2 separate regions of the Mus musculus genome follow, and region 2 is linked to region 1. The links are chromatin loops, found by intact Hi-C in ENCODE. Cell type or tissue: left cerebral cortex. All regions are shown on one strand. Links, peaks and the distances in the headings refer to the core of each region. The heading gives the core; the rest is flanking DNA. Region 1 overlaps Nav2 (neuron navigator 2). Region 2 overlaps Nav2 (neuron navigator 2).

Region 1 (15,240 bases), core at 2,817-10,816:
ATCATTCTCCTGTAAGAGAAAGCAAAGGATCTGGGAGGAGGTTAGGAGCTCGCCCTGACTCATCTCTACCTCCCTGTGTGATTTCAAGCAAGTTGCTTTCCTCCTCTGGGCCTCAGACAGCACCTTTCTTTGAGGCAAAGGGTAGATAGACCCTTCTTGATGGGACCTTCGGAAACTTCCTGCTGTGTGGAAATGTTCTGGAAGCAGCAGCAAGAGTGGCTGGGGGAGGCCAAGGCAGTGTGCGAGTGGGTGGAGTGGCCTAGAGATCACCTGTATTTAAAGTTAAACTGACAGGTGGTCAGTGTGTCAGAGCATGGGACAGCAATTGTCCTGGCTAGCGTGGAAGCCTGCGAGGACACAGGTGTAGGCAGGGGTGACAGGAGGAGGATTTGTCCTTGGAGAAGGCCTGGGATTGAGTTTCTCAGAGAATGAATGCCTCTAATAAACAGTTCAGGAAGGCTACCCTGCCAAACCTTGCACACACACAGAGAACAGAATCCAGAAAGGAGATAGCAATAAAACCTTGGACGAGACAGACATTCCATAAGCAAGGAGAGGGGCAGGAAGGTGAAAAGGACCAAGAGGGGAACAAGGCAGCTGCAGAGATGGCTCAGCCCTTAAGAGTGCTCGCTGCTCTTACAGTGGACCAGAGTTCAGTTCCCAGCACCCATGCCAGCCAAGTAGCTCACAACCACCTACATAGCTCCAGCTAACCTAGCACCCTCTTAACTCTGCGGGTACCTGCACGCATGTGTGCATGCAAACACATACACACATACATTTATTTATTTTGGTTGAGGGGAGCCAGGAACTCCTGAGAGTTGTTTTGTTTTGCTTTGTTTTGAAGGTTAAAAAAAACCAGAGGGATAGCCAGAGGAGGGCTGCCTAAGCCTACCATGAGACGAATGGTTCCGAATAATGAAAGGTTATACCCCACCCCCACCTCAAACTAAAGTAAGTTTTAAAACAGATTCTCTAGGTCCAGGATAATCCTCATTCAACTAAGAAAGGGACAAAAGAGAAATCAAGTCAGGCTCCACTCAATGGGACTGAAGTGTGAATTCACAAAGCTGAAATCTCTATGCTTCCCACTTCATCACACTCCCTTTGAATCATGGGAGATTTTCATTTTTCAGAGTCAAGACCAAAGGATTAGCTGGCCTTGGGATCATGAGGCCTTCAGAGGGAGCCACGCCTGTGACTCAGCTCCCTCAAGTCCCAGACAGAAGGAGGCCAGCTCACAAATGACAAATGGGGCTGGAAGACCAAATGGGCTTTGCATTGGCCTCGAGGTCTTCTCTTGGGGAACAAATATGGAGTCTGCATGATCCTAGAAATTACTCCTAGCAGCCTTCAAGGCTTGGAACTCAGTGTTCCTTTCCAGGGAATAGCTTTTTTTTTTTTTTTTTTTTTTTACTGAGAGCTCACAGATCTGCTAAGTTCCAAACAGGCACATGTAACTCAGCCCAAAGGATTTCCCGCTGTGGGAATCTTTGCTCCAACATTTTCAAGTCAGACATTGCCCTCATAAGGAGCTTAATTCTTACACCTTGCTGTGCAGGGAGAAGGGAAGTAAGTGAGCTGATTGCATTCCACCCCGAGCTCAGTGCTGACGGGTGGGCTTAGTTACTGCCTGCCTCCAAACTCCTGATCATGCAGCCTATGGTGGAAAGAATCAAGTTCAAGCCCAGTGTAAAATCCTAGCATTTGATTCAAACTGGGAACCAGGTCACGGCAGTCAGCTTATCCAGCGACTTCAAAGCGGCAAGGATGGAGCACAATGGGATGCCCCCACCTGTTTCTCATACCTTGGCCTTCCCAGTTCTATTGCCTGGTACTGGGACGTTTCTGGCCTGGGAAGTCAAGGCTTGTCAAGGCTGTGTTAACTCTGCATATAGAAGAATATCGTCAATAGCCTCTGAGCATGTTCAAAAACAAACTGAGAAATGAATCCATCCTGCCAAATGTACAGTGTGATGCCGCTTCTAAAAAAAGGAGCCTGTTAGAAATTCAAGAGCATCTCACAGCCCTGCTTAAATAATCTGTGGGTGGAAAGTGCTGGAAGCCTTCTGCCTGGTCAGGAAGGGAAGGGTGCTCACTCACTGAGACACTTCAGGTCTGCACCAGACCATCAGTCACAGACGTGTGGATGGGTCCAGGTGCTAGCCATCTCTACCCACACATGTCCTTGATCAAGGTCACTCCCACCTTGTGCTTCCGCAGCATGGTCTGTAAATCATTCTTGCTCTCTCCCACAGTCTACAACTCCTTCATGGTGCGCTGAGTCCTGAGACACTTCCGGTGGAAAAGGACAAAAAGTAGTGCTTCGCTTCTTCATGAGTTTGAATACTCCAGCACACAGGGAGCTTCCCACAAGCCATAGAGTAAACATTGTATCTGTGCAAATACCCAGGTATGCACCCTACTACACTACTGTGCCACTATACTCAGCGTGGTCTCATGCAGACACGACGGAAGTAGAGAATATTATGGCTCTACCTTTCCCTGAAGAAGTCACAATACCTATCATTAGATCCACAGATAAAGACACCAGAAAGGTTACAGAGTAGACATTACAGAGGGAGGACTCAGCCCCAGCCCAATCTGTGACAATCCTAGTGTCCCAATCTATTTCTTTTCCCTTTTTGGATTTCAAGAACTGGAGGCAGTAGTGTGTATGGTGTGTGTGTGTGTGCATGTGTGTGTGTGGTGTGTATTCGTGTGTGTGTGTGTATGTATGTGTGTGGTATGTATGTGTGTATATGTGTGTGTGTGCAGTATATGTATGTGGTATGTATGTGGTATATGCGTGTGTATGTGTGTGGTGTGTATGCGTGTGGTGTGTATGTGTGTATGTATGTGTGTGTGGTATGTATATGTGTGTGGTGTGTATATGTGTGTGTGTGGTGTGTATATGTGTGTGGTGTGTGGGTGTGGTGTGTATGTGTGTGTATGCAGTGTATGCATGTGGTGTGTGTGTGGTGTGTATGTGTGTGTATGCAGTATATGTGTGTGGTATGTGTGTGGTGTGTATGTGTGTGGTATGTATGTGTATGTGTGGTGTGCATGTGTGCAGTGTGTGTGGTGTGTATGTGTGGTTTGTATGTGTATGTATGTGTGTGGTGTGTGTGTGTGTGTGTGTGTGTGGTTTGTATGTGTATGTATATGTGTGTATGTGTGTAGTGTGTGTGTATGTGTGTAGGTGCTACAGATCATTTCCCTCTGAAGTACAGATAAATTGGTGCACCCCTCCATCTCCTGGACATGAAGACCCCAGGGCCTGAGAACATCCACAAGGTCTGTATAAAAAGCTGGGGGAACAAAGGGACTTGGGGCAATTTTCTCGGAAGGGAATGCCATCCTGATCTTTGCTGTTCTGCGGGTCAGTTCTACCTGCATAACAGAGCTGCTGCCCCATCACAACCTTCCCACTGAACATGGCAGAGGTGGTCCCAAGATAGCGCGGCCTGCAAGCGCTGACTCAATGCTCTCATGCTCAGGTTTCTGGGCTGCACACCACCTCCCTGCCACCCCTTGAGCCACCAGGGAGCAGTGCGCACAGTCCCTGACACCTCAGACAAGTCGTCTGGGCCTTAGCAGGGCTCCACCTGGCTGGGAGGTTTCCGTTCCAAGTGGGGCCAGGAACAGGATAAGGAATAGCGCTGGGCCTTTCCTGGAAGAAAATTAACTGCTTCAGGTAGCAGTAAATGAGCAAACTAGCCCAACGCTGCCAAATTTATAGTTTAACAAACAAATAATTATGCCACTGCCTAGAAATACCCAGGGAAGAACAGATGAGGCGAAGACAAGGGCAAACCCCACCTGCATCTGCCCACCTGACTCCACCCACCTGCCTCTGCCCACATGTGTCCCTGCCCACCCACCCACCCCTGCACCTGCCTCTGCCCACTGGCTTCCACAAGGGCTGCTGGGACATTAGCTACTAAGTGGCCAGCCAGGCTCAGTTGATATTCCCAGTCCTTCCTCTCTTACAGTCTGGGGACAAGGCTTCAGTCAGCTCTTTCTGACTCTCCTCTGTGAGGGCCATCACTTGTCCTAGAGGGTGTCACTTTGGGTTCTGTGCTCTGTGCGACCTCACCCAACTGACTCAGCCTCACTGAGCCTCCTGCTTCTCATCTATCAGCTGGTTGTAATTATGCCTCATCCCCCAAATGACTACTGGGAGGTAAAATAACAAGAGATGAAAAGGCACAGGGGATGTATTAAGCATTCAATAAAACACAGGCGAGCACACTCATCATATTTGTTTTTAAAAGAAATAAGGGACAGGGTTGGGAGATGACACAGCCCACAAAGACCTTGCTGTGAGCATGAGGAGTTGAGTTTGGATCCCCAGCTTCTGCATCTGGGATCCCAGCGTTAAGGAGGTGGCCACAAGAGGATGCTGAACACCAAGTACAGCGAGAGAGGCCTTGTATCAAAGAACAAAGCAGCCGTATTAGAGGAAGACATCCAACACCAAGCTCCGGCCTCCACTGTATGCACTGGCACATGCCTGCACACTTTCCCTGCCTTACTGAAGCACACAAATGCACACAAAATGGAAAGGACAACAGGAAAGCTTAGCTCTAAGGATCTTAACCCTATGGTTTCCATGAACCAGAACATAGCTTTGGAAGCGTCGTCAAAAGTGGGCATTGCTGAACACAGGGAACAGGCAACACAAGGTAGAAAAAGAGCCAGATTCCCACAAAGGAAGCAGCAGAGTTAGAAGGACCAGACTGCAGAACTCAGAGAACACATAAACATGAAAGAAACCCAGCTAGACACACCTCCTTCCATGACCTTACAGAACTGGAGAGGTTAATGTCAGTGAACTCACTCCGTACATACAAATTCAATGAAGAAGTAATTAACGCCCAGCTACGGAATTCTGAATTTCTAATTACGCTCTACCTCCATCAAAGTAAGGTTCCAAGCATAGTGTGGTAATCAATTTGACTGTAGTTTAGACACACACAGACACACAAACCGAAGCCAGTTGCTTAGGTTAGGTGCTGTAGCCATGCCTCCCGCTGGCTTCCATATGTCACCCAAGTGTGATGGTAACTGTGCACTGTCAGATGGTGGCGCCTCGAGCACATTGCCTTCTAAGATGTTACTCACTGGGCAGGATGAGCAGGACACACACACACACACACACACACACACACACACACACACACACACGGGGAGAGAGAGAGAGAGAGAGAGAGGAGATGCAGGGCTAAGGGGAGGGGGTCCTAGTCACCTCACAGGTGGAATGGGAGTCCCTCCATTCTAGCCACGGGGAGTTGAGATGCGGGTGTTGTATTCCTTTCTGTTAATAAACTGCCTGTTGGGAGAGGCACTAGCTGAGACAGTGGGAAGAGGCAAAATGAATGGTTCTGTTCATTTTATACCTGTGCTGTAACTCTTAAAGTAAATTATCTGAGGGCTGCAGAGATGGTTCTGTGGTTAAGAGCCTTGCTCTCTTACAGAGGACCTGGGTGTGGTTCCCACCCAGCACGGAGATGGGGCGGCTCATAACTGCCCGTAATCCAGTTCTAGGGGACCTGATACCCTCTCCTGACCTCAGCAGGCACCTGCGCACACGTGGTGCGCACACAAGCACTCAGCACATTCACGTACAAACAACATTTACGTAGTGAGTGAAAAATAAAACAAACTGCTTGAAAATGTCAGCTTTTGAATTAAAACCACTGACACTAGGGGAATGGGGGCGGGGAGATGCGGCTTTATTAGAAGATCTGAGCTTTCTCCCTCCCTTGGCCTTCTGCTCTAACTTACTGTGTTCAAACAGATCCAATGTGAGTGCGTCAGAAAGACATATGCTGCAAGTATTTATATTTAGTCCGGGAAGATGGGAGGAGCTAACAGCCAATCCCAAGAGAGGGCTTCTCATCTCTACTCAGTGAAGTCCTGGGATTCACCTTCACCAGGTCTTCCCCTTTCAGGTCTCTTCCTGGAAACTCCTTCACTATTAAGACTGCACAAAGGCAGGCCCTGGAAGCAGATGTCTGGGATTAAAACCCAATGCACACACATTGAGTGTCTGACCCTCTGTATGACTCACTCATGTCATCTGTAATGCCATTTACCAATTCCCCTTCCATGGCTAACCTCACAAGCAGTGGGCTGATCTCTGTGAATACCTCCAGACAGGCTTCCAGGGTGCAGTCCAGCAGACACACAGTGAAAACCAATGTCACCTGCAGCCAGTGGCTGGGCAGGAGACATTCCCAGTACCTGTGATCTAAGCTCAGCATCAGGCCCTGAGGATGAGGCGACCTGGCTTGCCTGAAGTCTGCTGTGACTGGTGGGGCAGGCTGACCCTCTAGGCTCCTGGGGCTGCACCTGTCTGAACAGCTGCTGCAGGAGAATGGCAAGAAGCTACTGGGAAATATGCCCACTGCTACATGCTGGTCTTCTGTCCACCAGCAAGGCCAACACTGCAGGTCTAGCTTCCAATACCATGGCATTCCTGGGCAGGAGTTGGGGGGCGGCGGGGGCATTCTCACCTCTTGTTCAGACCCAGAATTTGGTCCTTCAAAGAAATCCTGACACAATTCCTAGAAATGATGGATGCAGGCACAGCACAGTCTCTACCTGCGGTGGTCCTTAATGAGCAAGCTAGAGGGACTGAGGAGAGAGTCAGAGTGAAGCCTCGTGTGCCTGGCTTTCCTAAAGGCATGCTGGGCAGCAGAGGGAGGAGCCACTGCCACTCCTGTGCGAGCCTCCCTGCTGGGCTCGGGTGGTGGGGACCTCCAGAACAGAGCCTGACTCTCACTGCCGGAAGCACTGACCTCATTGACTTCAGCAGCTCTGACGGGCATCATCTCCCAACAGCAGAGCTATCATTGGCAGCTTGCAAAGCCCTTCACAGGTGCCTCACGTGGAGAGTGGCTTTATACAGAGGCCCAGTTACTTATTTAATATTGAAAATTGGGCGGAGATGGTGAAGAAAAGTCACGTGACTCTGCTCAAGGCATGTTTCCTGCTGCACCTTGTTTTCCCCTTTGGTCTCATCCCCTGACCCCTTCATTCTCTGGACTTGGTACTGAGGATGCACCCGATGGCCCCACACACACTAAGCAAGCACCCTACCTCTGACTACAACTTCAGCCCTCTGATCCCAGTGTTGCCCTTTAACTATGAGACAGTCTAATTGGATTTTCAATTCCCAGCATTCCGAAATCCAAGCTTTACTGGCTTTAATGAAAGAAGGCTCCGTGCATGTGTTTCTGGAAGAGCCCACCAGGTGGCGATAGCAGCCACAGCATTCTAGGACAGCTGCCAAGGCAACTGGAGGGCAAGCCTGTCTGCCTGTCTGCCTTCTTATCCGGTTCTGCATTTTGGAGCTGCTTGCTGCTGCATCTCTTCTCTCTATTTAGAGACGGGGCCTCACTATAGCTCAGGCTGTCCTGGAACTTGTTGTGTAGCCCAGGATAGCCTCCATTTCCCTTGTCCCATCTCAGTCTTCTGAGTGCAAGGAAGTCCCTCCAGGTACCACTCAAACTGCAGCTGCTGCTGCTTCTTCTTCTTCTTCTTCTTCTTCTTCTTCTTCTTCTTCTTCTTCTTCTTCTTCTTCTTCTTCTTCTTCTTCTTCTTCTTCTTCTTCTTCTTCTTCTTTTTTTTTTTTTGGTTTTTTTCGAGACAGGGTTTCTCTGTGTAGCCCTGGCTGTCCTGTTACTCACTTTGTAAACCAGGCTGGCCTCAAACTTAGAAATCCGCCTGCCTCTGCCACCACCGCCCAGCCAAACTGCAGCTTCTAGTCTAGGTGTGGATTGCTCAGGCAGGATCAGCTAGCTTCTAGAATGCTCTCCTGTCTGGGACAGCGGTATCAAAAGTATCTGTTCCTGCTACCTAGAGATGGGCAGGGCTAAGATGGCCAGGATAAGGAAGAGGGGGCCATCTGTATTAGTAGCATCCCTGGAATGCACCAGGCAGAGTCAGGAGCCATGAGATTGCCTGGCAATCATGTGATTGCCAGGTCACACAGGGCTGTGGGGCTCCTAGAAGTCCTTGTGGACAGCCTCAGTCACATCCTGGTTGTCCCAAAACTGGGAAATAACCATGGTGAAACGACTTCTGTCCCTAAAGTGGCCCTTTACTGTGCAGTAGCCAGATCCTATGTCAATTCTTGCAATAAGGTTATATGCTATCAACATCCTATAGTATAGATAAGGCAACTGGGGCTGAAAGGAGGTTGCCAAGGTTACTGATGGAGGAAGACCCACCTTCTGCATTTGAGCAGCGCAGGGGGCTCATCATGGCTTCCAAAGCAGCAATGGTGGTGGTGGTGGGAGGCGTGAGTCTCCTTAGTGTTCTTTCCTAGCTATGTGAACTTGAGCACCTAACTCTTTTTTTTCAATGTTCTCTCACCATTTGGGTGTAAATAAATGAAGAGGGCTCTTAGCCATCACCCTTATCCCAAAAGCTACATCCTAGGAGGGGCCCCAGGGGGCAGAACCGAAGCTAGCAAGGTCCTGGGGGTGGCCCTGGTCTCTAGTGGACAGCCAACAAGACTGGGGTAAACCTAGCAGAGATTCCAATCATCTGAGGGGTAGAAGCATTTTCCTGTCATCTCTGCTGCCGTTAAAAGCTCTTCAGAGAGTGGCCACAGGCTGGTGTGTCCCTGGGACTTCCAGTATAGGGGCCGAGCTCTCTCCTCACAGGTCCCCTTGAGGCTGCCCTAGCAAACCTGTCCCTCTGCCAACTTCACCCTCCGAGTCTGGGATTAGGATCCAGATTTGGGGAAATCTATGTTAGCTGTGGTTGCCACTGTCGAAGCGCTCCCCACCCCCCTACCCCCAAGTTCCCAGTTAGGAAAAGCTGTCATCCGCTTCTGGTCTCCATATTACCCGGGAAGCAGAGCAGATGGAGTTATCTTTCATCTCCCACATCTGTTGCCCACATTTAAGATCCACATCTAAAAACCCTGAAAATCCAGCCGGGACAAAGCTGATGCGCTCTGGGTAGATCCTCAGACGAATGCAGAGGCCTCTGCCTGGGCCAGGCAGTGCCACAGTGAACAGAAAACCTACTTCACATAGAGAGCCGAGAGAGACCGAGACTCGGAGCATCTCCCCAGAGCAGCTGAGGGGCCCAGGAGGAACTGATCTCTGAGAGTCTGTGGCAGTGGTTCCTCCCAGGAAGCGGTCTCTTCCAAAAGAGAAGCTTTCATACACAGAGTTTTGTGTTCAAAGCACCCAAATTTTTATTTAAGCCTTTTAAAAAAAGATTTATTTATTAACAAATAAATAAATATTTTTTAATCTTAAATAAAAAAAAATCTTTACTATATGTGAGTACACTGTAGCTGTCTTCAGACACTCCAGAAGAAAGCATCAGATCTCATTACAGATGGTTGTGAACCACCACGTGGTTGCTGGGATTTGAACTCAGGACCTTCGGAAGAGCAGTCGGTGCTCTTAACCACTGAGCCATCTCATCAGCCTTCTATATTAGACATTCCTACCCACTCAAAACCATGAGTACACCAAACACAATGGCTCACATAATCATCCAAATTGTTCTTTGGTTGCTGGGGCAGTGCCCCGCAGTGGGTACCTCTTACTTGAATGTCAGATTGCTGCCGGCTCCACCATCAGCCATGGCTTGAGCTGTCAGAGTGCCGACTTATCTTCGCCCTTCTGATCAGCTACTTTGGATCCGTTTTGGCTTCAGAAATCGGATGAGAATTAGCTAATAATAGGTCTCATTCACAGTGCTGATCGATATGCCAATCAGGCTTCTCACTAAGAGCTTCCCATGCATGGTTGTACTGAACCCTCTACAGTGTCATAGGGTTATTTTTTAGACAAGGAAATGACTCACCGCACAAGGGTCCTCTAAGGAACAAGATGGTTCTCAAACCTCGTTTTTTTTCACTCCAGAGCCTGTAACTCCCATCACTAGCTCTCACCACTCTCCACTATGGTTCACAGCTTGGGTAGCATCCTCTCTGTCAGGAAGAGGCTAACACCTGACTTTCTCACCACATTGAATAAGTCATGAATATATCCTGATAGTAAAGTACAGGCTGGAGACAAGCAGCATCGAGACTAACGTTTGAAAGAGGCCAGTGGGCAGGAAGACACTAGAATCTCTTTTCTACCTGGACTCCATACAATGAAGATAACGTGCTCAGAAAAAGCCCGTGATCCACAAATGTGAGAGAGGTGGGTGCTACATAAGTGACCTATGCGTGGTCAGGGGGCCATGTGGGCCAGCTTTTGAACATATACGTCTCCCTCAGTTCAATACTCATGTGTCCTTGGTCCGACTCACTGCCCCAGACACAAGAGCCAGGGGGACTTCATTGATGCCCCAGGACTCACCTCTGCACCTACAGCAATGTGACCTTTTCTTTCTGTGTAATGTACTCTAGCACTGGACCTAGTACCCAGAGGTGTTTAATATTTAATACCCATCCTCCCTGTCTCTCTGTCTCTGTCTATGTCTCTCTCTCTCCATCCTTCCCTCGCCTTGGTCTCCCCCTCTCTGTCTCTCTTCCTTCTTGCTCCCTCCCTCATCCTCCCTTTCTTCCGTGTTCTCTTTGGTCCTTAAAGCCAGATTTTCACATACCTTCCTTGAAGCTTGCTTTCTTTCCCTTCCCTGAATCTGGAATGCACCCCGTATTTTTAACTCTGACCCAGAGACGCGGAATCTGTCCCTTTCAGACACTTTCTCTATGTCTACTTACTCTAGGTATCAGCCAGTGCTCCAAAAAGCTCCAGGACATGCCCTGTGCTACTGCCCTGGCTCCAAGGTCAAGTGGTCCAAAAGGCCAAGAGGGTGGCCTTTCCTGCCTGCTTCTGTAGCTTCTTCATAGGATGGTGAGCTTGGCCACCAAAATGGGCTAAGCATACTGATGTTTGGCAAGAATCTTTATATAGATAGTGACTCCCTCAAAAGCATTTACCAGGTGCCTTATCCACCCTGGGGTAGGGATTCTCTTCCCTAAAGAAGAGTCTAACAAATGAAATATGTTTCCCATGACACCTGAGGTAGCTGTGGTCAGCATCTGTAATGGAACAGCTAGGTGGAATGGTGATAGCCTATGTTAGGGTTTAGACCAGAGTCCGAATCCGCTCTGCCTTTTATGAGGTGGTAGACACTCGACAAGCTCAGCCCTCGTGCAGCACAGCCTGAGCACTCCTGCCTAGGGGCTTGGGATGGGTTTTAAAGGCCCACAAGTGTTTCCTAATTACTTGTGTTTTGACTCCAGATGGCTGGGAAAGGCAGGCTGACAAAATGACTGTGAGTGTAGACTCCTGGCCCGAAATCGAGCTTTGTACAAATTAGCTCCGGGGGGCTCAAGTCCATCACACCCAGGAAGTCTCAGTTATTCCTGTCATAAAGTGGATCTAATCTTGGCTGTCATTTCCCCATCCGCTTATTCCAAGATTATCAAGTCAGTCCACACCAGGCATCCCACAAAGACAGTACTAAGCTTATAGAGATTTAATTCTAAGTCAGTTAATGGTTCTGCTTAGCACATGCCCAGTACAGTTGCCGCTACCTCAGGAGTCTCAGGATTGATGCATGATACTCCCTGAGATGAGCCAACTCTCCAGATCTGGGGTCACCAGATCACAGGTTGCAGTCTGTGGCACACGCAGGTGAGGAGTGTACTCAAGGCTCAGCCTTCGGCATGATCAGAGCCAAGGCCCAGGGGCTGCCACAGAGGTTCCCTTATCCATAGCCTGTGCTCAGACCGAGTCCCACAGCCTAACAGGAGGCGGCCTAGAAACATCACAACTCTTTGCTTTGCTTGGCAGGAAGCTATTTTAGGCCTAGCACGGGAGGATGCTGCATGCATTAACATGATCACGGCTTCTCTGATTACAGCAAGTGGCTTTTATTTTTAAAACTGTTTCATGGTGAGAAGACGTGCCCAGTGCGTGCCCAGAGCTGGTGGGTATGGAGGAGGGCCCAGTCGGGGTAGCATTCTACGTGTGGACACCAGCTTGGGACTGCCACTGCTCTCTGTGAACCCTCTGCTCTCCGTGCCTCCATGGACCTTCAACTTTATAAGGAGGCTCTCTTATGTCAGAAGGTGGGAGCTGGTGGCCTCCCTGGTGCTGGGGGTCAGGCTGGCCCTGGCTGCTCTGTGTTGAGCAGATGGCAGCATGTGGCACCCAGGTGGGTATTCTGTCTCCTTCCTCTCACCAATGCCAGCCTCCAACCACCGTTGGTTCCTCTATCTCTGCAGGTTATTTTTACCACAGGGCAGAAAAAAAAAAGTGATGCTATTTCTTCATGTTCTCCCCTGAAACCATTGCACCAGCTCCCTGAGAAAAACCTCTTGACAGATGGCTCTAGTCTTTGGTGCTCAGAGAAGCAACAATGATCCTGAGCTGCAGGCAAGCTACCTAAATGCAGGGTGAGTGGCGTCAACCCCTTTCTTCAGAAAGGCTTGGAGGTTGGGAGTTCAAGTCTCGACTCCAGCGAGCTATGTCACATTAAGGAAGTGACTCGGTCTCACCGAGTTCCACTTCTTCCCACCTAAGATGAAGTCAAGGGTGGGCACTTTTTGTGAGATCACTGCAAGATTGGTTACTCTAGAGCAGTGGTTCTCAACCTATGGGTCGTGACCCCTTGTGGGGTTACATATCAGATATCCCACACATCAGATATTTACATTACAATTCACAACAGTAGTGAAATTACAGTTATGAAATAGCGATGAAAATAATTGCATGGTTTGGGGGAGGGGGGCAGTCACCATAACAGGAGAAGCTGTGTTAAAGAGTCACAGGATTAGGAAAGTTGAGAACCACTGCTATAGAGCCTGGCACAATGTAGGCATAGCTCTTTACTGCCTGATGCAGTTGTCTGGGGAACGGAGTTCTACAAAGCACACTGGAAGATGACAACCAGAGAACTGCTCCTACAGCCCACCTGACCCCACCTCCTGCCACCCATGTCTCCCCTAAGAACTTTGAGTAGGAGCCCAGGAAAAGCTCAGAGCCAGGCTGCAATCAGCCATGCTGTGCTCGAAGGCCCCAGAGTAGCCCCAAACTCACAGAGAAGCCAAACACCAACTGTGGTGTACATTTAGTGAGCACCTACTATGTGCCAGGTCCTAGGTACAGCATGCTTCAAACCTCGAATTTCCTCCTCCAAACATCACAGGGAAGGTGCTGTTATCCCACTTTAGAAGTAAGAAGATTGCAGATCAGGAAATAAAGGACTATCTGAGGTTCCTGTGACTCTGAGGCCGGGACCCAACTCTGGCTTGGCAAGACGTAGAATTGTGCTCAATAACAACAGACTGCTGAGGCAGGGTGCCAGGACTGAGGGCTGCTCTCCCTCCCCCAACATAGCCTTCTGTGGTACATCTGGCCAGGACAGTGAATTCTAGACATGACTGGCGTAAGTGGGGGGGGGGGGGTGAATCTCTCCCGCTCTTGCCCGTGCCCTTCGGGTTGCCCACACTGTACCTTCATTAGCCAAACATGTGAGCCCTCAAGGGAAGGGCACCTTCATCTGTGGTTGGCAAAGATGCCAGGAAGCTGCACATTTGGCTGAGCATAAATAAGAGAAGGGATCAGGGCATAGGAGTGTTTGGGGACAGGAGACCCTAATGAAAGGGACCAGTAGGTAAGGTCCTTTTTATGTCCCCCACACTTCAGCCATCTCCGGAGACTGGAACCAAGTGATCGCCGTCGTGCTGAGGGACATGCCTGAAGTTGGTTTGCTCTCTTTTTCCTTTCAAACAGCTCACTCCTACTTTACCTGTGGAGGCTCGTCTTTGCTGGGTCCACATAGTCGCTGTTCCCATCACTGAGCTAGGAGCCTGAGCCACAACCATACTCATTTGGAGTCATCACAGCTCTTCAGGTGCCTCCAGTCTCTTCTTACCAAGTCCAGTCCCCACCCACCTTTCTCCCAGAACTCTTCATTGAGGCCCCAGGGACAGCACTCACTTGCAGCCCCACATGGCCCATCAAGTGCCCTGCTTCTAACCATTCCAACCCCATCTGTGACTCAAGTCCACTTGCCTCAAGGTCCATCCCTACTCTGGACCATTCTCACCCCATGTGCTTCTGCTTCTCTGTCTGTAAAATGTGGAGCTTATAAGAACATTTTCCTTGTAAGACTGTTGCAAACACTAGACAGCGGCCAGACGTGGACTCAGTGATGATCAGCCGCCATCCCATCTTCCCTGCCCCAGCGCCACCTTACCCCATCTCCATGGCCACTATCATGTCTCCACAGCTCCATGCCACCCCACCACCCTCCTGTTTCCAGAAGCACCAGCATCTCCAAGCCACCAGCAGCACCCAGGCCAGACCTTAGTCTCCACCCTTGCCAACCGGGCTCCTCTCCTCTGCTCAGGATCCCACCCCAGGTCTCTGTTTTGTGGGTCTGAGACCAGGCAGGCTGTCTGGCTTGCAAGGTCATCATTATTCTTCACCCTGCCTCACCTCCTCACTGCGGGATGACCAGCATCAGACTCTTCTCATCTCTGGGACCCCGCTTTCCTTTCTGGTGTGTGAGGTCTCAAACCTGGGACATACAGCTGATATGCCTGATGACGGATCAAAGTGGACTCTAGCCACCAGGTTCTCCCAGCACCCCTTGGTCCCTATGTGTTACAGGGTCCTCCTGGCTGGCATACCCTACGCCCTACCCTGATCTCTATCCCACGGACTAGGTTACCTCTTCCCTCAGCTCCTTTGGCCTCTGTATAACTCAGCCATTTAGGCTGCACTACTCACTTGGCCAGTCTCTTGGCCTAGTCCACCCACCTTGGTCGGTGGCTCCTCTCTTGTTCTCCCTCTCCTCTCTTTTCACCTGGCCCAGATCATAGCCGTGTTCACTCTTAACCCTTCCATATGTCTCTGGTTTTGATTTCCTTCATATCTACAATAAACCTCCTCCTCAACCATTGCTAGTAGTCATGAGTTCGTTTTTATTTTTTTATTTTTTCATTCAGTCCGTCCTTTAAGAAAAGAAGTGAAAGGAGCAGATCTTCCCCATCTTACCAATAGGCACTAGGTATCTTTTGGTCCAATGCAGAAAGTGGAGTACTTCCTGTGCTCGGCTACAACCTCAAAGGCAGGCCCATGTCTGCTTCTAGTTGGTGTCCCTTAAAGCATGCAGACCTTGGCACATGGCAGACAGCATGGCAGGGGCTCTGGGCTAATAAACGTACACTCCAAACCAGTGCTACAGTTTAAAGCTACAAGAGCCAGCTCAAAACCACCCAACCTTTGCCTCACGCCA
Region 2 (15,240 bases), core at 2,403-10,402, 150 kb before region 1:
ACACAGATATACACATAGGCAAAAATACCCATATTTATAAGACAAAAAAAAAATTTTTTTTAAAGTTAAATTAAGAAAAAAGAATGCTAGACAGAGATGAGATGTAGCACAAGACTTAGACAGCAGAGGGCAGCAGAGGCTCACTGTCGTGGGCTACTGAAGCAAGATGGTTGTGTGAATTTTGTTTTGTTTTGTTTTCTTTCTTCTCTCTCTCTCAAAGCCTCGCTTTTCCCAAGCTGAGTCTCTATAGGCTGAGGGCCTTGCAACCCAGTTGTCATTTCTGGAAAATACTATGATTCTCCCATCACAGTCAAGGCAACAGGCTCAGGACACAGAGGGACCTGCATCACCTTACAAAGAATTAGGCAGGCTACGGACGCTGATGCTTGAGCCTGCGTTATCATCCGCAAAGCTCAAAGAGCCTCTAAGCTACAGAAACAGGCATAGGCACTGCTGAAACCCAGCAGGAGCTCCTCGGGATCCCGGTGCACAACATCCTTCAGCATGGCCACTCACACAGGCACAACAGTCACAGACAGGCTTACCAACAATTGAGGCTACCTTCGCCAATACCTTAAAACGGATATTCTTGCTGCGACCCTTCACGTACTGCATCTAGAGGCTGTATCCCTCCCACACCAGGCTGGTGTTCTAAAGAACATCTTATCTGATAGGTTGGTTTCAGCCCTAGAGAGTCTGTCTTCTGCAGAGAAGGGCTCAAGTGCCTTCATGAGATGCCCATCACCAAGTACCAGCTGTGGCTGGACTAGAGGTTCACAGCTCAGTTGCCCCTCTCCCCTCTTGCAACGTGAAGACAGGCCTTCCATGTCCACAGAGGAGTTCATTTCATTTACTCCAAAATAAATTTATCTTTAAATGTAGATGAATACTGTCAAATACACAAGTTAGGAGGAAAAAAATGTTTTTAAAGAATATTAAAATGGAATGAACCTAGCCTTGCAGATCAAACTGCGGTAACCCTGACTAAGAGAGCACCCAGATGCCTAAGTGTATTCCCCTGCTAATGAAGCTTAAAATGAAATAGAACTCATGTACATGGGATGCTCTCTGCCTGACAAACAGGGGCAGGAGAAGCACTGGACTGATGACCTGCAGATCACACGCACAACAGGCACTCATCTCACACCCCAACACAGACTAAACCAAATTCGCATTTTGTCTTCTCATCCGACTCAGTTTCCTTTCCTCCTTCTCATTCTTCCTGCTCCCCAAAGCAAGGACAGCGTTCAGCGAAACCGTAAGCTGGTGTGCTGATTTGGTAGCACGTCCATATTGCAGAAAAGGCAAACCTGGCCACACAACCGTCTTGTTTCCATGAGAAAGGGTGAGCCCAAGCGCCACCATTCATAGCCTTACACACACCCAAGGGCTTTCCTGCCCCCTCTCCCCAGGGCTTTCCCGAATTCTGCAGCAGATAAGAAAATGGCCCCCAAAGACAGCCAGAGAAAACACACCAGACATAATTTTGTTCCCCTTGATGGTTGGCTTTTGTTTAATCCTAGTGTTAAGGACAAAAGCTGGAGTGTGAGGCTTTCATAGTTCTCCCTGGTGTCTGCTCTCCTGGGCAGAAAGAGACTCCAAACTCTTTAAGAGCCACGAGCACAAAGAACTGACTAGGGAAAGCTGAAACCCTCAAAGCACTCCTGGCCTTCTGCTACCATAGACACCACCTTGCGTACCTGCAGCCCAAGTAAGGGGTCAAACCCCAGCTCCTTGTTTTCTATGAGCTCAGCTGGCACAAGAAAGAATGAGAACATTTTAAAATAAAATACAACAATGACTTGAAGACTGGCAAGGTAAAAAAACACAAAACCAAAGTTGGCTTTGAAGTCCCTGGCTGTCAGTGAACCCAGTTATCAAGTGCTGGCTCTGAGAATAAATTTAAATATAGCTGTGATAAAATGGATATAAAATTTTCATGGCTCCCCATTTTTGAGCTCCTGCTGCATGCTGGGCTTGACTTGGGGGGTATGGAACAGGGGGGGGGATGGGTCTCACTACCTATAGTCACCCCTGTAACAGTAAGTCATCAAATTCTCGCTGAGAGTTACAGGGCAATTAGAAAATGGTGTTTCTCGTGACGTGCATCTAAGAACACAAGGCTAAGAAGAGTAAGGGTTTTCCACCTTTACAGCTTGAGGATTATAGGAATCTCAAATATAAACTCAGAAGCCAGAATCGAAAGGGCAAAGTGTATGAAGTCCAGGGTCTATATTTGCATAGCCACCTTGAAAGCTGACCGACTGATAGTCCATCATCAGACCTTGAGAAACAAGCTCTCTTTCACAGTAATCTAGGTGTATGTGTGTGTGAGAGAGACAGAAAAGTAGAAAGGAGACTATGGAGGGGAAGAAAGGGAAGAGAGGGTAATGGGAGATAGTATGATAGGTAACTCGGAAGAAGGGACCAGAAAGAGGTAGACACAGTACAGGAAAAAACAGTGGGGTAGCTGGATGCTAGTACATTGGGGCTGGAGAGGTAGCTTAGCAGGTAAGAGCACTGACTGCTCTTCTAGAAAACCCAGGCTCTATTCCCAGTATCCACAAGGTAGCTCACAACCACCTTTAATTCCAGTCCTAGGTGATCTAATTCCCTTTCCTGGCTTCCTTAGGTACTGCACAAATGTGATATACAGGAACACGTGCAGGCTGAATAACCATACACACAACATAAAAATAAAGCTTTTTAAAAAAAGAATTTGCACTGATCCATACACACACACATACACACAACACACACACACACACAGAGCCCTACCTTACAATGAAGCCCATCTCTTTTTTTTTAGTTTAGTTTATTATTTTAACTATGTGTATATGGGCTTCTGTGTTGGTATGTACACATGTGAATGTGGATTCATGTAAAGTCCGGAAGGTGTTACCTATAGGCAGCACGTAACCAGAGTCACACTTCTGGAAAGTGTCAAGGCTAGAATTCAAGTGTAGTCATCTCTCTTCCGAGTATTTGCCTTGTCTTTAACTGGAGGCCAGAGTCTTCCACAGACATTCGTAGTCCAGCCCCGGGGATGAGTTTGGCTTTGTAGCTGGCCAGGTCTTTTCCTCTTCCAGGGCCTTGTGAGGACTTTGAGTGTGGTAGTTTAACCCAGCCTGATAGATTAGCCTGGTCCATCTGCACACAGAGCTCTGTCTCTAGACAACCTTCTGGAGCATAGTTGAGATGCTACAGTGGCCCCTGGTCCAGCCCGACCCCACCCCACAACCATAATGGATTGCAGCCCAGAGATCACGATATTTTTGCAGCTGCTTCCCAGAAATGACAGTCATCCTCTGCTCTCTCTGTCCAGGGTCACAGTTCCAGAATGACCAACAAGGCTTAACCATCACTATGGCAACCTTGGGCAGATCCACTACAGAGCCTGCAAAAGTGAACCCAGCAGATCTGTTCTTAGATTGACACCCAGATCAACACTAGAAGTTTTTTTTTTAGAGCAACACACTCCTTCCTGGGCTACCGTCCTAGTATTAAGGGAAAGCAGTTGGAATAGCTTCGGACTCCTCCCCAAAGCTGAATGGGTTCTTACTCCTTTGTGCTCAGGACTCAAGCACCTCTGCTATGGCACACATGTGGAACTACACTCCATGTGCCTCTGCAAAGCAGCATCTTAGCCCCTTAGTTCCCACAACCAGCCTGATGCTAGTCCCATCCCAGTCTCTACAGGAGCAAATGAAAGAAAGAGAGGTACCACAATATTCTCCTCTACAGGACTTAGAGTGCCAGGTTCCTTCCATCTACTAGACTCATAACGTCATGTCAGAATCCTGGTGTACAGCCCAACGCAGGTGATTATCTTACAGTCCTGTCTTCTAATCACTGACTCTGACTGTCACCAACCACGAAGTGACACGCTTACAGACACTCTCAATCAATGGACCCAGTATAACACGGACATGACGGAATGCTAGTCGTCAAACCCCATCTCCCGACCAGAAGAACAGAGCAAAGAGATGACACAGCTGACAAAGCCCAGAGGAGGAGGCCCACCAGGAAGGAGAACAGGTCTCACGTGAACAAGGCCCAGTCGCAAGGACAGCTGAGCATGTCGCGTAAGTTACAGTTCTTCAGTGATCTCACGCGTAGAGGATAAAGTGAGGCCGCCGGTTTTAGTCTCAAACCCAAAGGAGTTCTTACTATACCAGGCCATTGATAGTCACTGTAATGTCAATAAAGTAGGCCAGATTTATTTTAAGTTCAGCATCTTAAAACAATTTGTCTCATTTCAACCTTCACCCTTCCCTGCCTCTGTGACTGTAGCAAGTATCAAGCCTTTATTTTATATTATATTATTTTATTTTAGGTACATGTCAGTTTCACCCTTTTAAAGGGGGAATAAATGAGGTTGTAACATGAGCAAAACTAAGAAGAAAATAGCTTTTTCATTTGAAGTAAAACCCCAAACATTTCTATATGCAAGTGTGTTGTATTTATATGGCTGTACTGCGGAAAGTTCTGGAAGGGTGTGCACAGTTTGGATTATACTAGTGCTTGTTAAGAAATATAAAAGAACTTTAAAAAAATATGTGCTCTTGTACTATTTTGCAAACAGATGTGACTTTTATATTCCAAGCATACATTTATGGTTTTTAAAAATATATTATTTAATTGTTTTATTTATGTGAATTTCTGTATGTGGGTATGTACGTCTGAGCACAAGCGTCCTGAGGCCAGAAGAGGGAATCAGAAGCCGTGGAGTTACAGGTGATTGTGTGCTGCCTAGCATGGGTGCTGGGGATTGGAACTTGAGTCCTCTGCAGAAACCACATCTGTCTCTCCAACTCCTCCAAACACAATTGTAATAAAGAAAGCCACTTAGGCATGGGGAAGTAAAGAAGAGGTGTGGGGTACGACTCAGTGACATGTTTGTCTAGTACGTTGAGGCTCTGGGTTTGATCTCCAGCACCCGAGAAGTGAAACTAATAGATGAAAAGGCTACACACGTTAAACAAAAGCTCTTGATGTTTGAGTGAAAGACACCAAGGGGCAGGATCACATAGATGTGGCTGATCCACATACTCTGGATTAGACTTTAGTACTGGTTTCAAGTTCCTGGTACCTTGGTTGAGAAATCTGTCAACCTCATAAAAATAAAGATCTCTCCCCTACTCTGAAGGGGGAAAAAATGTAACCATTACTAAACACTCAAGGGACTCAGCCTCTGTGTCCCAAGTGTTTCTGGTTTGGGGAGTAGATAGGATGGGACCGAGTTCATTCACAACATGAGGGCTGCCCAGGTTCCTAAGCCACTGCAGGGATTGGGGGATAGCATGCTGTGGCTCAAAGGGATGGCGTGTGATATGATCCACAGTAAGCTCCAGGACACTTGCACACTGCCACAGAAAAAACTTCTGAGAGACCTGGCTTTGGTTTCTACCATTTCTACTTGGCGGGAGGGCAGGAAGGGTTTCTCAAATGTCCCAGAGGCCTGTCCAAGCAAAGTCTGATCTTATTACCTTCTGTGGAGGTCTTCCACAAGCCGCTTACCTTACTTTTTCTCCACCCTAATCGCTCAGAGGCACAGACGGTCAGATATCATTATATCACCACAACCCTAGGAACAAGGCTGTCTGCTTCTTAGATGTGAGTCAAGTGCTTCACTGTAGCTGACTCAAAGGCGAGAACGTCCACATTACCAGCGCCCCTTCACATCATCTCTGATGACTCCCAAAGCACGCCCCAAGAAACATGCGCTTCTACTGCATAGCATCCATGAAAATTTATTCTCAGATTTCAAATGGCATCTTATTTCTAATCTGTAGCCAAGTGTTTTATGGGCCACGGCCAAACAAATAACTTATTCTGGCTGGCTGGCTGGCTGTGGATGTAGCAACGCTTTCCCCACTGTGCTAATGTCATTGACGACAACCTTCCTGCTAAGCATGTGTATGTTTGAACCACAGTTCTTCATCCTGTTTGCAAGCTGGATCTTGACCCCACCCCAACTCACCCAAAGGAACCAGACAGGTCTGCTAAGAGACAAACTGACAGGAAGACTCCAGAGAAAATGACTCACCTTTCTCATGGTTACTTGGTGGTGCGGGTGGGGGTGGAGAGGTGACAGGTTTGGACTTGTCGTAGTTGTTAAAGCTCTGGCTCCGACGGTTGTTGGCAGCAGCTGACCCTCCGCGAGTTTTGGCCTCGCTGCCTGCAGCGGCCACCCTTGCGGTAGGACCTGGGAGTCTGAAATGCAAGAGACAAGAGAGTAATGCAGTCAGTCTTAGGAGTATAGCAGTGCCCCATGTGACCATGCAGGAGATCATCAACAACAACAACAACAACATCAGCAGCAGCAACATCAACATCAACAACAAGAAACCAAACAAACTCAGACACCATGTCTGTGGAGAAGGCTAGTCAAAGGATTTGGTGCAATACAGTGAACACTTAAGGCTCCCAATGACCTCAGGAAAGCCCAGTGGCAAGCTGAGAACATGACTCCTTTGAGTAAGGAGGGAATTTGAAGGAATTTGCTGATGAGAAATCTAAGACCCATCTTCTTTATCCTCTGAGACAGGTGTTCTTACTTCTCAATATGAGCAGAATACAACATCCCTGGCTCTGTCCAGCATGGAGCATAATAACTTAACCCTGAGTTATTTTTCCCATGTGCACTGTGCTGGAAATAGTGTTTGCCATAACCCAGGGATGGAGGCATTAAGACCAGGATTGGGTTTATAATGGTAAGAAACTAAACTGTAACGGCTCAAACCAAACACATCTGTGGTGCAAACCTGAGGCCTGGCTGACAGTGCTCGTCTGGCTTTACACTTCCCTTCAACACCTGACAACCTGTCTCTGTGGCATCCCTTTGAGGCCGAGGCTCAGCCTGTCTCTACAGTCAACATGTAAAGTCATAATTCTATCTGTAAAAACAGCAGGCTTCAGTTAGTCCAAAGACAAATACACATTTTCCCTTTAAACAAAACCTCGTTTTGGGTGGTTCTGGGAGTAAAGCTGCCAGATTTCTTTGTAGTGTGTCTACAGATGTCAAGGAGTCGTCCCTGGAGAGGTAAGGGGGAAGGCTCCTCAAATCAGAATTTTGATCCAGGAACCAACTAAGCAGGCTGTTTCCAATAATTAAAGTTGAAGGATGAATACATGATGACATATTTAGTAGTATCCTTCAGTTAAAACCCACCGAGCCGTGTTTAAAAGCAACTGGAGTCTCGGCTGACCAGCATTAGACCCAACGATAAGCCTGAGTTCTCAACTCATAAAGCTTTTAGCCTTCTCTTTCCGTGCGATTCGGCGAGCACCAAAGCAGCCCTGAGTCTGGAAGCATTTTAGATGCAAGCAGCAAGCGCTTTAAACTTTTTCTTGTTGGCTCAGCAAGAAAGATGCTTGCGGAGCACACAGAGAACATGAGCTGGTGTGAAAGGACTGTAAAAGCGATCTAGTTAAAAAGCTGGCTGGGTCCCGACTAGGAGCTGGGAGAGGTGGGGAGGAGGTTGCCGCTCCCCTTGCCAGCCACAGTGAATCTTGAAGGCATTGCTTCCTGCTGTGCTAGGAGCATCTGCCCTCTGTGAATTTGCAACCTCTGCTTTGGAGAAATTCACTCCCACAAAGATAGAACCGGTACAAATCCCCAGCAGTTCCAGCATCTGGGGTAGGGGCTGCATGTATCAGCACAGCTGGTCAACGAGATCCAGGGATGGGACCTTAGTGTCACTTGGATCTACTTCTGATGCGGTGTCCCGCAGATCTTCCATGTTAGATGACATGGCTTCACATCCTTTGGTAGAACAGGTACACACAGTGGCTGTTGGGTCAGACTGATTTAAGCAGCCGTCGTCTGCAGAAGTCTTTATCCCTACATACAGGATTGGCCGGAGTAGGATTATGGACTTGTTCCAAGATAATGTCACAGCAGAGGTATTCCATGATGCAGGCTTCAACTGGAGGTTGTAAAGAGCACGGGGGGCACAAAGCAGCAAGGTGGACAAAATCTTTTCAGAGTTGCTAGAGAGGCTCCACTGTGCCCACTCAAGGCTGGACCACGGGAGATCTTTAGAACAGGACAGAGGCAAGCCATCTAAGCACAGGATGGGCTTGGTCTTCTGGGGGCAGTGTGGTGTAATGGACAGGATGCAGGCTTTCCCACCCACAGGACTCCAAGGCAGCCTCACATCTGACATTTATATTCTTCATCTAAAGATCTGGAAGAGCAGCTACCCAGTGGATGGCTGTACATTCAACATGGGACTTGATACCTGGTCTGTAGTAATTACCTGCTGCCGCGGAATTCCCCTCTCACCCTTCCTGCTTGGCCCAGATTTGTAAAGAACTAGATAGCATCATAAAGGGAACACACTGGGGTACGGAGATAAAGGAAGTAGACAGACTTACACACTGAGAAGGAAGGAGCACAAAGTCAGTACCAGATCAACGTTTTGAAAGAGTCAAGATAGGGCTCTTTTTCTTGTTAAAGAACATTCCAGAAGAGAAACCATTTTTTTTTTCTGTGATGGAAAACTTGCTCTCGGGAGCCTCATTTGAGATTAAGAACACTCCTGGCTAAAGAGATCTGCAACCCTATCGGAGGAACAACGTTATGAACTAACCAGTACCCCAGAGCTCTTGACTCTAGCTGCATATGTATCAAAAGATGGCCTAGTCGGCCATCACTGGAAAGAGAGGCCCATTGGTCAGGCAAACGTTATATGCTCCAGTACAGGGGAATGCCAGGGCCAAAAAATGGGAATGGGTGGGTAGGGGAGTGGGGGGGGGGAACTTTTGGGATAGCATTGGAAATGTAATTGAAGAAAATACGTAATAAAAAAAAAGGGGAAAAAAAAAAAAGAACACTCCTGGATCCCTCCTCGTGGTAACCATGGTTCAGTGCTTCTCTGATGCTTGAAATGATTTCTCTGAAGTTTATCCATCTGACAACTTTAGCAAAAGTCACCTCTACAGGCAAGATGTATGTCAGCTTGAGGCAGGTGCGAGTCATTTGAGAGATGGGAACCTCAACTGACAAAATCACTCTGTAAGATTGGGATGCAAGCAGGTCTGTAGGGCATCTTCTTAATTAATGACTGGGGGTGGGGGTGGGGCGTCCAGACCATTGTGGGATGTGGTCCTGGGTTCTATAAGAAAGCAGGCTGAGCAAGCCAGGATGAACAACGAGCCAGTAAGCAGCACCCCTCTATTGTCTTTGCATCAGCTCCTGCCTCCAGGTCCCTGTCCTGACTTCCTTCAACGATGTGGAAGTATAAGCCAAACAAACCTTTCCCTGGCCAGCTTGCTTTTGGTCACCGTGTTTGATCCACAACAGTAGAAACACTAAGTAAAACACTATGTCGTATACAAAGACCATGAAGAAACGTATGTTAGGTAAGAAAGAAGAACTCAGTCATGGGGAAACCAAGGCATCACTGGGAGAGTGTGTCGATCTGCAACTGAATTACTTCAGAATAAATTTTAGTATGAAATTTTAAGTGCCGGATTTCAAAGTCAAGTGTCTTAAGCAAGGCAGCTGTGTGACCAAGGGAGGGCTCTGTATTGGCTGCAGGAGGCAGCACTAGTAGATACAGTCCTCCCTGGATCCAGAGTCTCCAGCTGGCTCCAGCTGGCATCTAGGTGACATGTGTGTAGATGCAAAGAGGCAACTCACGGAAAGGGAATGATGGGTTTTAAGGTCAGAGAGGGAGCAGAGAGACCCAAGAGCAAGACCCAGACTTGGTGTGTGGACGAGGACTGTGAATGGAAGCTCAGAAGGCATAGCCCACAACACATGGTGAGAGCTTGCAGAGAGTAGAGGTGAAGCCAGGCATGGCGGCTCATGCCTGTAATTCTAGATACTCAGGAGGCGGACACAGGAAGAGTTCAAGGCCTTTTTGGCCTACCGAGTATGTTCAGGGCCAGCCAACAAAACTCAGTGAGATCTAAAAAGAGGTTATAGGATCTCGCTCATTGGTAGAATGTATTCACCTTGCCTGCAATGTAGACTACCACCAAAGTATAGCTAGCCATGATGGCTCACGCCTACAACCGTGCACTAATGAGGCTGAGACAGGTAGGCTGCCTTGACTCAAGGCTACCCTGTGCTATAAAGCAAGACTCTATGTCAAAACAAAGCACACTAAAAGAGGACAGAGGAAATAGTTGGAGTGTGATGGTTCTTGAAGGACAGGGTGGACTGACCCAGCCAGGGGAAGTGAACAGGACCAGAGGAGGGAAGACCTTGTGATCAGACTAGAAAGCCTGGACTCTGTCCTATCCCTCAGGACTGAAGCATTAATTAAGGAGGCCGATGGCAGAGCTGGAGCTAAAAATAAGGGTATGTCTTCTTTACCAGTGACACAGACCCAGGGCCTCACACAGAGGCTTGCAGCCTTTGGCTAAACATTCTGTAGTTCATTACTATCGACGTCCTTGTGTATCATGGGAACTTGGATCAACCCCAGCCTGGAAGCCATGTGCTGTCAGTCACATCAGAGTCCTGCCTTGTTGAAGAGCCCGGTCTGACCCATAGGAACAGCTGCAGGTGGCGTGGCAGATGCTGCCCACCACACGGCCTCACTGAAGCAAGTCAGCGGGAGGCAGGCGGGCAGATCGGGGCCCTGCGCCATTCACAGTACCAAGCGGTCCCAGCGGCTCTGCAAAGGAGAACTTCTCATGCTCACTCCATGTCCAGCTTCATACTGACAGAAGGCACAGGTGGATGCTACCAAACATACTTTTAAAACATTAAATTTAAGGGAAGTGCTGTGGAAAGGTGGGAGACAAGTCTTGCTTCTTTGAGAGCCATGGTCAAATTCTTCAGAGTGTGTGGAACACCATGCAGCGACTGAACTCATTCCTGGCATGGAACCTACAACCAAGCCCCTGTGCCTCCGCTCCACACGCTGTACGTGCTGATGGTAAGAGTGCCGTTCCTCTCTCCCAAACCACTTCAAAAGCTGGTAGTGGGTGTGTGTGTGTGTGTGTGTGTGTGTGTGTGTGTGTGTGTGTGTAAGGGTGGCCCCTCCCAGGAAGCATGGCAGCTTGTGTGCACATGCTGGGGGTGGGGAAGCCCAGGATTGGAGATGCTTTCTTGCCAGACAAGATGATTAAATGCTAAATCTCTCATTTCCACGGCATCTGCTTTTCAGCAGCCAGGCAGAGGCCCGATTATCCCACTAATTTGATTCCGTTCTCCAAGATGGCCAAGACAGCCATCCAGGGACCCATTCAGCCTGGCTGCCATACCTGACCTAGCTCACAACCAGGAAACCAACATCACCCACGTATGGCTGCAATTTACTGTGCACCAGTGATGTCCTAGAACTGGAGGAAAAGCCTTTCACAAAATCTTCAGGACACCGTGCGTGAAGCAAGGTAGACACACACACACACAGAGGCTCCCAAGGATAATATCATTTACCCAGGCAATGCTAAGTGGCAGCCATACCATCGTGTCACCATGCTTTACTGCCTCCTGTGGGCAGAACATGGTATATGCCTGTGACTCTACCAGAGATGCCAGGGAGAAACAACATGGTAGACTGTGTGAATGCATGAGGGCCACACTCAACGGTGAGGCTGATTCTGCTGAACATCTCTGGTGCCCATTAAGGTACTTGGTCCTGGCAGGAATCCAGTCAGCATTTACACTTCCACAAGAGACTCATGTTCTAGAGTTCTGGGGGCAGGTGGCCTACTCAGCCAGAGGTTGGGGGAGGGGGCGGGTGTCTCCTCTGCCAAGCAGAGTTTACTACTGCGCTTAAAGGTACTTACTTAATCAGCCTCAGTCCTTATCAGGGCAATGCTCATGGGTAAGATCTGGGAAGAGAGGAGCCCAGGAGTACGAGTCCATCCCTTTGTTGACCTCAGCAGAGACAAGATGCACTCAAAATGTACTCCTGATAAGGGACTGGATGACTCTAAAGGAAGCCAGACCTTGGCTGATGGTGAAGCTGAAAACTCTGTTCCTGGCACAGGCTTAGGCTGGGATAGCTGCACCCTTGTCTTCAGCTCTTCTCATCCCCTGCCTCCATACAGCATCTGTGCCAGTGAAGGGCAGGCATGTGCTTCCAATCAGACAGCGTCTCAGACAGCTCCTGTCTTCTCTTTTGGGACAAAGCATTGGGTTTCCTGGGAACAGACAAGGGTTCCTCTAGGCTGCCTCTTTCCTTTGCCGTGTACATACGTTCACATGATGTTTAGGTCAGTGGAATCAGCCTGCTGGAACAAGGGATGCACTCCTGCTGCAGCTTCCTCTTCATCAGGGAAGGCAGTCTCTTACAGGTAATGTGTGCATGCTGTGCACTGAAGCACAGGGGCGTGCAGTTTCTCCCACCCCAGGCAGGTTGCTCCAGACTGGGTCTTGACCCGGACAAGGTTTTCAGAAAAAGAAACTAATTATAAAAGGTTACTAGAGCCTAGCAAAGGGGGCAGCTGGCAGCTCGTCACACTGGACGGTACATGGGTGAAATGAAGGGCCGGTTTTCCCTCACCTTCGGGAAACAGTTCCTTGGAAAGTAAACGTAGCATCCGTCATCATGGTAAGATCACCCAGCACAGCTTCCCTCGGGTGCCGTAGGGGCAGTGTGAGGGACTAGGCTGAGGCAGCAGGTTTGACAACAACTGCACAACATCAGAATGTAAAAGAAAGAAACAGAGGCAAGGCCTAAGGGTTCTGGGGCAACCCATCTTCTTTCCCAGGCTCTTTCCCATCTTCTGTGCAGACTGTGAGCAAATGATCCCACTTGTGGATAGTTTCCATATCTGTAAAATGGAGCTATTAACATGACCTACCTGGTTACCTCATGGAGGCTGTAGGATTAAATAAGATGTTACAATGTAACTAGGGTTGCCCATACCCCAAGCATACGTCTGAGGGTTCAGGACAGGATGCCCGAAGACTAGTGACTGTTGTCTCCCCCCACCCCACCCCACTCCCCAATCTCCCGGAGAAACTGAGGCAAGGTATGCAGGAGAATCCAAAAACAAAGACAGGACATGACAGCCTTCTGTAATGGATTCACATTTCGGATCTCAGCTCACAAGGAAACCTACCAACCCCACGCCCGCATCCCACCCCTCCCCCCAGTTAGTAATTGAGCGACCATGACCATAGCCAAAGCACAGCACACAGAGAGGAGATGCGGATTAGGGCCAGGATGAAGCAGGGAGCAAATGCATTCACTGTAAGATAGCTATATAACTACCTGGAAACTCACCTCTTCCTATGAACAGGTTTCTCATGACAAGGTGAAATCAATATAGTGTAAACATCCAGTCTGAACCAGCCACTTTAGCACATACAAAGCTTCTCTCCCACACATAAACACTCCCACCCAAGCCCACTCTCAGAACTCCCCCAGCTGAGTCAATAGCCAAAGCATGTTTGGGTTTGGGTAACTGGAGACACAAGCAGGGAGGGGAACCAACAGGGAACTCAGCCAGCAAGGAGGCAATGGGAAGAGTGGGCTGGGTTGAAAACCATGCTTTGGAGGACACAGAGGACACTGCTAACCTAGAGATCTTTTTCTGACCCAGAGTGAAGCGGATGATTTTGCTTTGAGATGAGTCCTTAGATGATGCACTGCAGGGTAGGAAGGAAAAGGTGGAACAGATGAGTGAGGAGAGAGACGTTAGGCAAGCCAAGAGGAAGTTCCTGGGCTGGTCCACCATATACTTCTTCCCACTAAACACACAGTGCCCTCCAAGTCTAACTTCAGCAATTACAGTGTGAAGAAACTACATTCAAGATTACCTAAAGCCTAGGCTTGTGATCTCAGCTGCTCAGGAGGATGAGGCAGGAGGATGGACGTTGTCTTTGTTACTTTCCTATTGCTCTAAATAGATGCCGTGACCAAGGCAACGTATTGAAAAGTCTACTGGGGCTTCCATGACCATCAGAGAGTGGCATGAACTGCCGCAGTTGGCATTTCAAGATCTGCTGGCTCCAAGGTGAGCTCTGGTTCAGCCCTGGCAAGCCCTGAGGCCTTGCTTTAAAATACAAAGTCAGAAGGAAGCTGGGGATATGGTCCAGTGACTGAGCATTTGCCAAATCTGAGCAAGGCCCTCGGTGTAATCCCAATGAGCGTGAGACAAAACAAAAGCTTTGGCTCAGGATTTCTAGGTTGTTGAGCCCTTTGCACGCTGCACTCCCGTTACCATATTAAATATCTTTGCTGACTTCACTCATCTGCACGCTTGGCTTTATATTTTTTGTTTGGTTTGGTTTTCTGCGATAGGGTCTCACACTGTAGCCTAGGCTGCTCTGAGTCACCTGCACTTTATAGTTTGGGCTGGCCTGGAATTTGTGGCGTTCCTCTCATCTCAGCTTCTCCTTCCGGTTTTTCTACCTCTCTAAAGCACTGCGATGCTTGAAGTAAGAAGCATTTGTAACACGTAAAGGAACGCTCTCTACAGTACTGATGTGCTTGCTCACGTCACAGGATTGTTCACTGGGCTACAAAGGCAAACACTCTTGGTCAGATTTATTCAATTTGTGGTTATTATGTGCGGTTTATCTTTCTTATGCCTTTTTAGATAAAGGTTAGAGTCCTAGAGGTGGCAAGAATTCTACCAGGGAGCTGTTGCCCAACCTGAAAAACCCGAGTTAAGAAGCACTGTTCTCTGGGAGTAAAGGGAGAGTAGAGAATGGTAAGGAGAAAAGAAATCAAGCAACTTTCACATATTTCCTAAATAATGGCACATGAATTGTTTTTAAGATAAAAACAAATGCAAAGAAACGCAAGGCTTAGAAAGTACGCTCCTTCCAGAGACTCTCTACTGTAGGAAACTTCACATTGTGAACTATGGATCAAATGCCCAGTCACAACGTAGATTGTAAAGTGACACAGCACGCCATGGCTGCTCTGGCATCAGTAAACCAATGTCTCAGATGTTCTTGAGTGGTATAGGCGAGCTTCTTAGAAAGCTGCCAAATCTTGGTGTTTGCTGTACTGGAGCACAGAACCTAGACATGTGGTTTTTTTTCTTTTTTTTTTTTTAAGATGTATTGATTTTTATTCATATGAATATACTGTAGCTGTCTTCAGATACAGCAGAAGAGGGCATCAGATCCCATTGCTGGCGTGAGCCCCCACATAGTTTCTGGGACTTGAACTCAGAACCTCTGGAAGAGCAGTCAGTGCTCTTAACTGCTAAGCCATCTCTCCCGCCCCCTAGAGGTGTTCTTAATAGGCATGTCTGTATCTTGAAGAATTCTAACAAAACATCAGAACAGCCCTGGCATCTAAGGTGCTCACT

The links. Peaks named below come from ENCODE experiments on the same cell type or tissue, not always from the same donor. Only the 100,000 strongest peaks of a DNase experiment are listed, where the experiment ranks them.
Region 2: a loop joins it to region 1, with 2.6 times the contacts of the local background. A loop is called at or near these places in 11 of 42 quality-filtered maps.

The regions. Positions count from the first base shown.
Region 1 is chr7:49,264,706-49,279,945 of GRCm38, reverse strand. All of the region lies in intron 1 of Nav2 (neuron navigator 2), which reads right to left. Among named protein-coding and RNA genes, the nearest start is that of Nav2, 26 kb to the right of the region's middle. In left cerebral cortex, for the core only: CTCF peaks have their summits at 4,392 (motif pointing right) and 7,256 (motif pointing right); DNase peaks (open chromatin) are centred at 5,076, 5,874, 7,283, 8,892 and 1 more place; H3K27ac peaks cover 5,555 bases.
Region 2 is chr7:49,411,150-49,426,389 of GRCm38, reverse strand. It overlaps Nav2 (neuron navigator 2), which reads right to left. Exons shown (of 39, transcript NM_175272.3): 6 at 6,050-6,216. Among named protein-coding and RNA genes, the nearest start is that of Gm51447, 20 kb to the left of the region's middle. In left cerebral cortex, for the core only: no CTCF peak of the experiment used is centred there; DNase peaks (open chromatin) are centred at 5,806 and 7,413; H3K27ac peaks cover 425 bases.